Linked DNA regions of Homo sapiens: region 1 is linked to region 2. A link is an interaction called in ENCODE POLR2A ChIA-PET data of the cell type or tissue named here. Cell type or tissue: OCI-LY7. All regions are shown on one strand. Links, peaks and the distances in the headings refer to the core of each region. The heading gives the core; the rest is flanking DNA.

Region 1 (5,381 bases), core at 277-5,276, 550 kb before region 2:
TGTGTCACAAGATTAGTCCAATAAACTTAAGGTGATTAATTAGAGCATTATACAGAACTAATATTGCAGCTACATATCTGACAGAAGCAAACTCAAAATTATCTTGGAATAAGGGTATATTTATCCTAAACTTGGGAAATCCTCTCAAATAATATTCAACGTCAGGCTAGGAGTGGCAGCTCAGGCCTGTAATCCCAGCACTTTGGGAGGCTGAGGTGGGAGGATTACTTCAGCCATGGAGTTCAAGACCAGCCTGGGCAACACAGGGAGACCCTGTCTCTACAAAAAAAAAAATTTAAAAATTAGCTGTGCTTGGTAGTGGTGCATCTGTAGTCCCAGCTACTCAGGGGGCTGAGGTGGGAGGATTACTTGAACTCAGGGGGTCAAGGCTGTAGTGAGCCATGATTGCACCACTGCATTCCAGCCTGGGCAACAGAGTGAGACCCTATCTCAAAAACAATAAGAATTATTATTATTATTATTTTCAAGGTCAAAGGGTAGCCCCAGCCAAATATAATCAAAGGCACAATGCAACAAAGCAACATAAGACCATAGAGACAAATCCACATAGGCCTCAGATATTGAAATTATGAGACATATTTTAAAATAAACATTCCTACAATACTTAAATAAAACAACCTTGAAAATATCTACAGGAAGAGAAAACTACAAGGAAGCATCATAGATTTGCAAAAGAACAAAATAGCACTTTTGAAACTGCAAAATAAAATAACCAAATTTTAAAACACAACATATGGGTTTGGGAATTGGTTAGACACAGTAGAAGAGACAATCAGTAAGTGGAATGTAGATCAGAAGAAATGATATAGAATGTAGCATAGAAAACAAACAAAAAGGAAAACATGAAAGAAAGGTTTAGAGACCCAGAGGATAAAGTGAAATGATTAAACATGTGCTTAATCTGAATTCCAGAAGGAGAAGATAAGATGAAGTAGAGGTAGTATTTGAAGAAATAATGGATGAGGATTTTCTAGAATCAGTGTTTAAGACACCAGTCCATAGATTCAAGAAGCCCAACAAATACCAAATATTTAAACTGAAGTTCACACCTAGACATGTCAAAGTAAAATTGAAGAACACCAGCAACAAATAGAAGCATCTTAAAAGCAGCCAGAGGATAGTCTACTGCCACTTCAAGGGAGTGGCAGTAGACTCAAAGAGGATTTCTCAAGAGTAAAAGCAGAAGACCAAAGATAATACAATGATATATTCAATATACTGAAAGGAAACAAATGCTGACCTAGAATTCCATATCCAGTGAAAATTCTCCCTCAAGAATGTTGGCAAAATAAAGACATTTTATGATAAACATAAACAGAGACTCTCACTGAAGGGTACACTAAAGTATGTACCTCAGTCAGAAAGAAGATGATTCTAGAAAGTTCTAGGATATAAAAAAGATTGAAAAGCAAATAGAGTGGTAAACCTGTGTATAAATGTAAACAAATATTAAATTCATGACATGCAGTAAAAATGGTTATTGGACCTCATAAGATTTAATTACAATATAACATTGTAATTGCATAAATTACAACTTGTAAAAACAAGAACTATAAGACAGGAACAATAGAAATAGAGTTAAAATTTCTACTTTAGTTGTTTGTCTTTGTGGTTTTTTTTGTTGTTGTTTGTTTTTGTTTTGTTTTTGTTTTTGTTTTGGTAATGTCTGTAATAAGGGCAAAGGTAGTTGGTTAATTTTAAACTTTGAAAATTAAATATACTCCCCCAAAAAGGCAAGGAATGAGAGAAAAAGAAACCTGCAACAGGTAGTATAAATATAATCTATGAAATAAGTTTTTTTTTTTTTTTTTTTGGAGACGGAGTTTCGCTCTTGTTGCCCAGGCTGGAGTGCAATGGTCCCATCTCGGCTCACCACAACCTCCACCTCCCGGGTTCAAGAGATTCTCCTGCCTCAGCCTCCCAAGGAGCTGTGATTACAGGCATGCGCCACCATGCCTGGCTAATTTTGTATGTTTAGTAGAGACGGGGTTTCTCCATGTTGGTCAAGCTGGTCTCAAACTCCCAACCTCAGTTGATCCACCCACCTCAGCCTCCCAAAGTGCTGAGATTACAGGCGTAAGCCACCGCACCCGGCTGAAACAAGATGTATACAGGACTATCAGAAGCCACATTAATACAAAATAGGGTATATGCAACAGTTAAAAGACCAAGATTGTCAGACTATGTCCTTAATAAACTATGTATTGTCTACTAGAAATCAAGTTGAAAACATATGAATACCAAGAGGTTGAAAGTAAAAAGATGGAAACAAGTATACCATGCAAATACAAACCAAAAAACAAACTGACGTAACTTTGTTAGTATCAGGCAAAATATCTTTTCTTTTTTTTTTTTGAGATGGAGTCTCGCTCTGTCTCCCAGGCTGGAGTGCAGTGGTGCAATCTCAGCTCACTGCAACCTCCACTTCCCAGGTTCAAGAGATTCTCTGCCTCAGCTTCCCGAGTAGCTGAGATTACACACATGCGCCATGACGCCTGGCTAATTTTTGTATTTTTAGTTGAAACGAGGTTTCCTCATGTTGGCCAGGCTGGTCTTGAATTCCTGGTCTCAAGTGATCTACCCATATCGGCCTCCCAAAGTGCTGGGGTTACAGATGTGAGCCACCGTGCCCGGTCAGTATCGGGCAAAATATCCAACGTAAAAAGAGATACAGAAGACCTTTGCTTTTTTTCTTTTTCTTTTTCTTTTTCTTTTTTTTTTTTTTTTTGAGATGGAGTCTCACTCTGTCACCCAGGCTGGAGTGCAATGGTGCGGTCTCGGCTCACTGCAACCTCCACCTCCCGGGTTCAAGTGATTCGGCCTCAGCCTCCCGAGTAGCTGGGACTACAGGTGTATGCCACCACACTCAGCTAATTTTTGTATTTTTAGTAGAGATGGGGTTTCACTGTGTTGGCTAGGCTGGTGTCAGACTCCTGACCTCATGATCCGCCCATCTCTGCCTCCCAAAGTGTTGGATTACAGTAGTGAGCCACCACGCTGGGCCCAGATTTTTTTTTTTTTTTTTTTTTTTTTTTTTGAGACGGAGTCTCGCTTTGTTGCCCAGGCTGGAGTGCAGTTGCACGATCTCAGCTTACTGCAACCTCTGCCTCCTGGGTTCATGTAATTCTCCTTCCTCAGCCTCCCAGGTAGCTAGGATTACAGGTGTGTACCAGCATGCCCAGCTAATTTTTGTATTTTTAGTAGAGATGGGATTTCACCATGTTGCCCAGGCTGGTCTCGAACTTCTGACCTCAAGTGATCTACTTGCCTCAGCCTCCCAAAGTGCTGGGATTAGGGGCGTGAGCCACTGCGCCTAGCCCTGATGGTTTTTTTGTTTGTTTGTTTTTGAGAGGGAGTCTCACTCTGTGGCCCAGTCTGGAGTGCAGTGGCATGATCTTGGCTCACTGCAACCTCCACCTCCTGGGTTCAAGCAATTCTCCTACCTTGGCCTCCCAAGTAGCTGGGATTACAGGCACACGCCACCATGCCTGGCTAATTTTTGTATTTTTAGTAGAGACAGGGGTTCACCATGCTGGCCAGGCTGGTCTCAAACTCCTAACCTTGTGATCCACCCACCTTGGCCTCCCAAAGCTGATGGTTTTAAATTAAGGATTTTAGGATATAGTTTGAGCTGAGGAATATAGAAAGCATTACATATCAAAACTCATGAGATACAGCTAACACTATATTTAGAGGGAAAGTTATAGCCTTAAATGTGTTTATTAAAGACGAAAGTCTGAAATTTAATGAGCAAAACATCTTCAAGAAGTAAGGAGGGCCCAGTGTGGTGGCTCATGCCTGTAATTCCAGCTACTCAGGAAGCCAAGATGCAAGGATTACTTGAGGCCAGGAATTCCAGGCAAGCCTGAACAACATAGCAAGATCTTGTATTTTAAAAAAAATTTAAGTAAGGAGGGAATGGAAAGAGCTAATTAACGGTTTCGAAGTTAAAATTATTTAGGAGGAATAGTGCTAATGTCCTTATTGCACAGTAGGTTGACTATAGTTAACAATAATGTATTGAATATTTCAAAAAAGCTAGAAGAAAGGATTTTGAGTTTTCACTAAAAAAAGATAAATGTTGAGGTGATGGATATGCTAATTATACTGATTTGATCATTACACAAAGTATGCATATATTGAAACATCACATTGTACCCATAAATATGTACAATTATTATGTGTCAATTAAAATTTTTAATTAATTTTTTTCAGAGAAAAAATTTAATCTCTTAAAAGCTTCCTTTTCTTTTTTTTTTTTTTTTTTTTTTTTTTTGAGACAGGGTCTCACTCTGTCACCCAGGCTGGAGTGCAGTGGCACCATCACAACTCACTGCAGCCTTGACCCCCTGGGCTCCAGCCATCCTCCCACTTCAGCCTCCTAAGTAGCAGGGACAACAGGCACATGCCACCATGCCCAGCTAATTTTTTATTTTTTGTAGAGACAGGGTCTCACTATGTTGCTCAGGCTGGTCTCAAAGTCTTATTCGCAAGAAATCCTCCCATCTTGGCCTCCCAAAGTGCTGGGATTACAGGTGTAAGCTGCCACTCCCGGCCAAGTGTGCCTTTTTGACAATAAAATTCTACCCTTTCTTATGAAAAAAAAAGAAAAAACACCAAAAGAATTTTTTTTAATGTGGAAGAAAGAAATACATGTAATACATGTAAAAGCAGAAATTAATGAAATAGAAAAATACGTATTCAATAGAGAACATCAACAAAGTCAACAGTTTTTTATTTTCAAGTACTAATAAGTTGATAAACTCAGGGATGAAAAGTGTTTCCTCACCTCTGTAAGTGTTTTAGCCTAAGAGCTAAAGAAATCTTTCTTTATTAGGAAAGTCTGTATCCACCCTCTGAAACAATGAATGTGACTGTAATCCCAGCACTTTGGGAGACCGGAGCAGGTGGATCACCTGAGGTTGGGAGTTCGAGACTAGGCTGACCAACGTGGAGAAACCCCATCTCTACTAAAAATACAAAATTAGCCGGGCATGGTGGCACATGCCTGTAATCCCAGCTACTCGGGAGGCTGAGGCAGGTGAATCGCTTGAACCCAGGAGGCGGTGGTTGCGGTGAATTGAGATTGCGCCATTGCCCTCCAGCCTGGGCTTCAAGAGCGAAACTCCATCTCAGAAAAAAAAAAAAGAAAGAAAGAAAGAAATATTGTCTCTACTAAAAATACAAAAAAAAAAAAAAAATTAGCCGGGTGTGGTGGTGGGCCCCTGTAATCCCAGCTACTCAGGAAGCTGAGGCAGGAGAATCACCTGAACCGAGACGTGGGGGTTGCAGTGAGCCAAGATCATGTCGCTGCACTCCAGCCTGGGTGACAGAGAGACTCTGTCTCAAAAAAAAAAAAA
Region 2 (5,381 bases), core at 279-5,278:
CTGTAGGTCCCCTGGGGGGCAAAATTGCCTCTGGTGGAGAATGACCTACTTAATCTTTTATTGGTGGGCATTCAGCACATCTCCAGTTTTTCATTAATACAAACAGCGCTGCAAAGAATTAGATGTACTTCTTTGTATCTGTATGAATATTTCTTTCTTTTTTCTTTTGAGATGGAGTCTCTCCCAGTCGCCCAGGCTGGAGTGCAGTGGCACAAGCTCCGCTCACTGCAAGCTCTGCCTGCCGGGTTCACACCATTCTCCTGCCTCAGCCTCCCGTGTAGCTGGGACTACAAGCATGCACCACCACGCCCGGCTAATTTTTTTGTATTTGTAGTAGAGATGGGGTTTCACCGTGTTGGCCAGGATGGTCTCGATCTCCTGACCTCGTGATCCACCCGCCTCGGCCTCCCAAAGTGTTGAGATTACAGGCGTGAGCCACCGTGCCTGGTCTCTGTATGAATATTTCTGATAGACTCCTAGAAGTGAAATTACTGAGTGAAAGCATATGCACGTTTAAGATTTTGTTGTTTATTACCAAAATGTTATCCAAAAGAGATACCTGTCTCCCTCCACAGGGAATCTTGCCAACACAGATTAACAGTATTTAAAAAGAATGGAAATAGTATCGTACTATTTAAATTTTCATTTCCTTAATTACTAGTGGATTGGATATCTTTTCATATGTTTATTGGCTACTGCCTTTTCACGTTCTTGGCCTAATTTTCTATTGCTTCCATTTTTATTATGGATTCAAAGAACTCTTTATATTCTAAATACTAACTTACTTAGTCTCTTATAGACATTGCAAATATATTCTCTCCATCTCTCATTTGCCTTTATTTTTAGTCTTTTGTTTGACTAAAGTTAAAAGTTTTTATACAGTCAAATCTATGCATCATTTTTTATAGTTTCTGGGTTTTGTGTCTTGTTTTCTATCTCAAAATTACTTAAAAAAAAAAAAAAAAGAAAAGAAAAGAGGCAATAGGTGTAATCTCAGTGCTTTGGGAGGCCAAGACAGGCAGGAGGATTACTTGAAGCCAAGGGTTCGAGACCAGCCTGGGCAACATAGTGAGACCCGCATCTCTACAAAAAAAAAAAATTTTTAAAATTGGCCAGGCATGGTGGTATGCACCTGTAGTCCCAGCTACTCAGGAGGCCGAGGCTGGAGGATCACCTGAGCCTAGGAGTTAGAGGTTGCAGTAAGCTGTGATTGGGCCACTGCACTCCAGCCTGGGTGACGAAGTGAGAACCTAATTCATAAATAAGTAAAATAGTCCCCTACATTAAAAATAAATATTTGCTTCCTTTAAAAATATACATACAATTTTTAGTTCTTTAGTCATCTGGGATTTATTTTTGTATTATTATTGTTATTATTTTTTGAGACGGAGCTTCACTCTTGTTGCCCAGGCTGGAGTTTAATGGCATGATCTCGGCTCACTGCAACCTCTGCCTCCCAGGTTCAAGTAATTCTCCCACCTCAGCCTCCCACGTAGCTCGGATTACAGGCACCCACCACCAGGCCCAGCTATTTTTTTTGTATTTTAGTAGAGATAGGATTTCACCACGTTGGCCAGGCTGATCTCAAACTCCTGACCTCAGGTGATTCACCCGCCTCGGCCTCCCAAAATGCTGGAATTATAGGTGTGAGCCACTGCGCCCAGCCTGGGATTTATTTTTGTAGATGGCATGAACTAGGGCAAATAGTAGGGTTCTGATTGTATCCAATCAGTCAATCGATTGTATTAACCTATCTTCTGGACAGCTCACTTTTTCCCCATTGGTTGAAATGCCAACTTCAACACTGGGTGAATGAATGGTTCCTGGGCTCATCCTGCCATCCTCTGTGACAGCTCCATGACACTCTTGCATTTAAAAAGCCCATCTCCTTCCTTCACTGGTCTGTAGGCCTTTAGGAGAGAACCATGCTGTGTTTTTGCCAAACATCAATTAGGGACCCAGCACAAGGTCCCTTGTGACCAGGAGAAGAGGTGACTTTTGGAGGCTGCCCTCAGAACATCTTTACACTTGGTAGAATGTACTCATCAAATGCCCCCGGAGGGTGCCATTCAGGCTCTCCAGGCAGACTACCAGGGTGTGGCTGTGATGTAGGGATTCAGGTTCCAGATTCTTGGCTCGTGATGGGGCCAGAACATTCTCTGCTTGTTATTCAAGCCAGGCCATGTTCTTTTCATCCCCAACCGATTTCTCACAACAGGTGCAGCCCAGACCGATGGTCTGTACCACAATCACATCACTGATTCACCACCGTACTTCACTGGCAAAGGTCATCAGGATCACATTTAGAAAGTTCGGGCTAGAAAGCTCAACTTGTCAAAAATGTCACTGCATCCAAAAGGGCAAGAAGCAAAATTGACACTTATTGTGTAGCAAACCTGGTGGTTTGGTGCTTGTGTTGAACTGAACTGAAATCACAAATTTTGGTTTGCAACAAGCAATGGTTTTTCTCTAGCTTGTTTCTCTTTCAGTGTCTGACGCAATTTCCTGGTTTCTTTTGGGGCTGACTAAATTTCAAGACTGCAAAAAGAGCATTTTCTGCTGCTCACTCTTGTCATCACTACAGGAGGACATAATTCTTTAGATAGGCATGGGAGCGAAAGGACGGGGCTGTGGACGGTCATCTCCACAAGAAAATCCCTGGAGGAGTAGGTCATCAGAGGGGACCAAGGGCAGCTGACACAATGTGGGGATGGCACAGGGCATTGAGGGTTGAACCCCAAAGAGAAGGGTATCTGCTATGGCTATCAGCATGAATCCTAGGATGACAAGAAGAGCAAAAGTAATCACTAACCCTGATTGTACGCTCACCGTGCACCAAGCTCTATGTGCCTTACATCTGTGTGGCCATCTTATCCTCACAAGCTTACAAGGTAGGCACTATTACTCTCCTCACTGTACAAAAAGGAAGGTGAGACACAGAGACATTGAGTGATTTGAGCTGATCCTACAACTAGTGCATCCGGAGCCAGAGCTGGGACCCAGGCAGCCCGGCTCAGCAGGCACCTCTTCAGGGCTGCTGCCTCTTGTTGCCATAGCAATGATGTCCCGCACCATAGAGGCTGTGGCTCCAAAGGGTACCCCAGCCTCACCACTGGTTATTGACATGTGGTCACCAAAAGTGAACAGCATAGAGAGGAATGGGCGGGGAAGATGTCTGGGGGTCAGGGCCATGGGAACCCCCAGGGGTGAAGGAAGCACTCGCTGAGGCAGGGCAGAAGGTATGGAAGGCCAGGAAGTGATTTGGGAAGCCTGTGGTGGGAGGAGGCAAGTGGAGTGGCAACCATCTACTGAATACCCGCTAGGTACCAGGCAGTGCAATGCTGGTACATTTAATCCTCACAACTGTGGCCAGGTGGCACTCTGCCCAATTCACAGATCTAAAGAAAGTGAGAACCAAGGGCAGGTCACTTGCCCAAGGAAGATCACCTAGATGGCAAATGGTGGAACCAAGAAGCAAATCCAGGTCTATCTGAATCCAAGGCTCAGAAGAGGGAGCATATCCCAGAGGGAGGCCTCAAGAAGCGAGCTTGGGCTGAAACAACTCGGTGGTTTGAGCTTGTACCCACCCCCAGGGTAGGAGGTGTCTCCTCTGAAGTCAGCAATGTTGACCGGGCTGGTCTTGAACTCCTGGCCTCAAGTTATTTGCTCACCTCGGTCTCCCAAAGTGTTGGGATTACAGGCGTGAGCCACTGTGCCCGGCCTGAAATTTTTAACTAAGTTCATCACAACAGTCCTAGGAGGTAAGTACTACTATCATCTTTTTATGTGGAAACTGAGGCACACAAGGTCAAGTAATTTGCTCAAAGTCACACAGCCAGGTTAAGGAGCCAGGCCTGGGACCCTGGCCTGCAGCTGCAGAGTCCTTGTTCCTAACCACTATGCTGCTCCATTGCAGGCTGCACTTGCTTGTATACAGAGCCCCCTGTCCCAGCTTCTGGCCTCTGTTTTCAGTCGAGGGCCTAAATTCTGTCTGGTCCCACCTGGGAGTGAGCACTGAGAGCTGGGTGACAGAAGGCAAGTCCATAGTTTAACACTGCCTCAGATTCCCTCACACTGGCCAGCAGGGCTCTGGGACTCCAACTCACAAGGCTCAGCCCATTAGATATGTTGCTCATGTCAAGTCTCTTGCTTAAAAAAAAAAAGTGTTACTCCAATTATAGAATCAATACTTGCTCATTATAGAAATTAATTCAGGCAGGTGTCTATTTAAGAAAACAAAAATTACCCATAATGCTACTCCTCAGAGATAACCACCTCCCCTGGCATTTCGAGGTATTTCTTTCCATGTTTGTATGTTTCAAGCACATACGTACTATTTCCTCTTTTCAAAAACGGGATCATACTGTACATATAGTTTTATCCTCTGCCTCTTAAAAAGACATTTTCTCATTTGTAGGTGCCACTCAATTCAATCATTCTGCTTCAAAGCCCTTATCACTGCCCAGGAAGTTGTATATTTTACCTGTCTGCTTACTGTCTGTCACCCCTGAACGTAAGTTCCATGATGATCTGTTGTGTTCACTGTTGTTTTCCCATGCCAGAAACCTTGAATGGTATATTGGTTCTCCATAGATATTTGCTGAATAAGTGAATGAATGAACAAATGCAATTTTATATCCTTTTATGGCCCAGGCATTGTGCTAGGCGATGTTCTTACTCCCTCTCCACGTACTGTCTAGAGGAGAGGTGAGTAAAGAAACACAAAACCATCACCCTGGTGCAAAGTCTTATCTCTAACACGTGGGATGACAGCAGCACGTTCACTCTCTCCTGTCCATCCTGAAACAAGTAGGGGCTTTACACTCAGAAGCAAAGGGTCATCAGGAGAGCTGTGTCACACACACACACACACACACACACACACACACATTCAGATGTAGATCAGGCCAGAATGATGCTTCAGTTGGAGACAAGCAGGCTACTAAGCGCACATCCCATCGAGGCTGCCTCTGACCCACTGCATCATCAACTGTGTGTACAGTCTGACCTTAAGTGCACACAGCAGAGACTACATGGATTCACTGTGGTGTCCCTAGTGCCCAGCACATAGTAGGATGTCAATAAGTCATGTAGAACTGAATCTGGGGTTGAATCGAATTCTCAACAGTAAAAATGGCCAGCAGGCTCAGTGCAGGCTCTCTGGGGTTTGTAATAGGGAGCAGCCCTGAACACATGTGATTTTATAAAGGCATAAGCAGAATGGGGATGGCCTGAGCAGGCACCGCCATGACAAGCAGACACGCTGGCCAGCAATTTATACACATTATGTAATGATTGCAGATGAGATGAAACAGCGCAGGATCTGCTTCACAACAATATGGGAGCAAACAAGTACGAGGGATCTTTTGGGGGGGGTGTGA

What was found. Peaks named below come from ENCODE experiments on the same cell type or tissue, not always from the same donor. Only the 100,000 strongest peaks of a DNase experiment are listed, where the experiment ranks them.
Region 1: POLR2A ChIA-PET joins it to region 2 with 7 read pairs; 2 of 35 experiments call an interaction of 5 or more read pairs at or near these places.

What each region holds. Positions count from the first base shown.
Region 1 is chr3:32,978,768-32,984,148 of GRCh38, reverse strand. It overlaps a transcript of GLB1 not described here. Among named protein-coding and RNA genes, the nearest start is that of CCR4, 30 kb to the right of the region's middle. In OCI-LY7, for the core only: no CTCF peak of the experiment used is centred there; no DNase peak of the experiment used is centred there.
Region 2 is chr3:32,430,191-32,435,571 of GRCh38, reverse strand. The region is part of intron 1 of CMTM7 (CKLF like MARVEL transmembrane domain containing 7); the gene reads right to left. Among named protein-coding and RNA genes, the nearest start is that of CMTM7, 41 kb to the right of the region's middle. In OCI-LY7, for the core only: no CTCF peak of the experiment used is centred there; DNase peaks (open chromatin) are centred at 2,211 and 2,501; H3K4me3 peaks cover 1,064 bases; H3K27ac peaks cover 1,186 bases.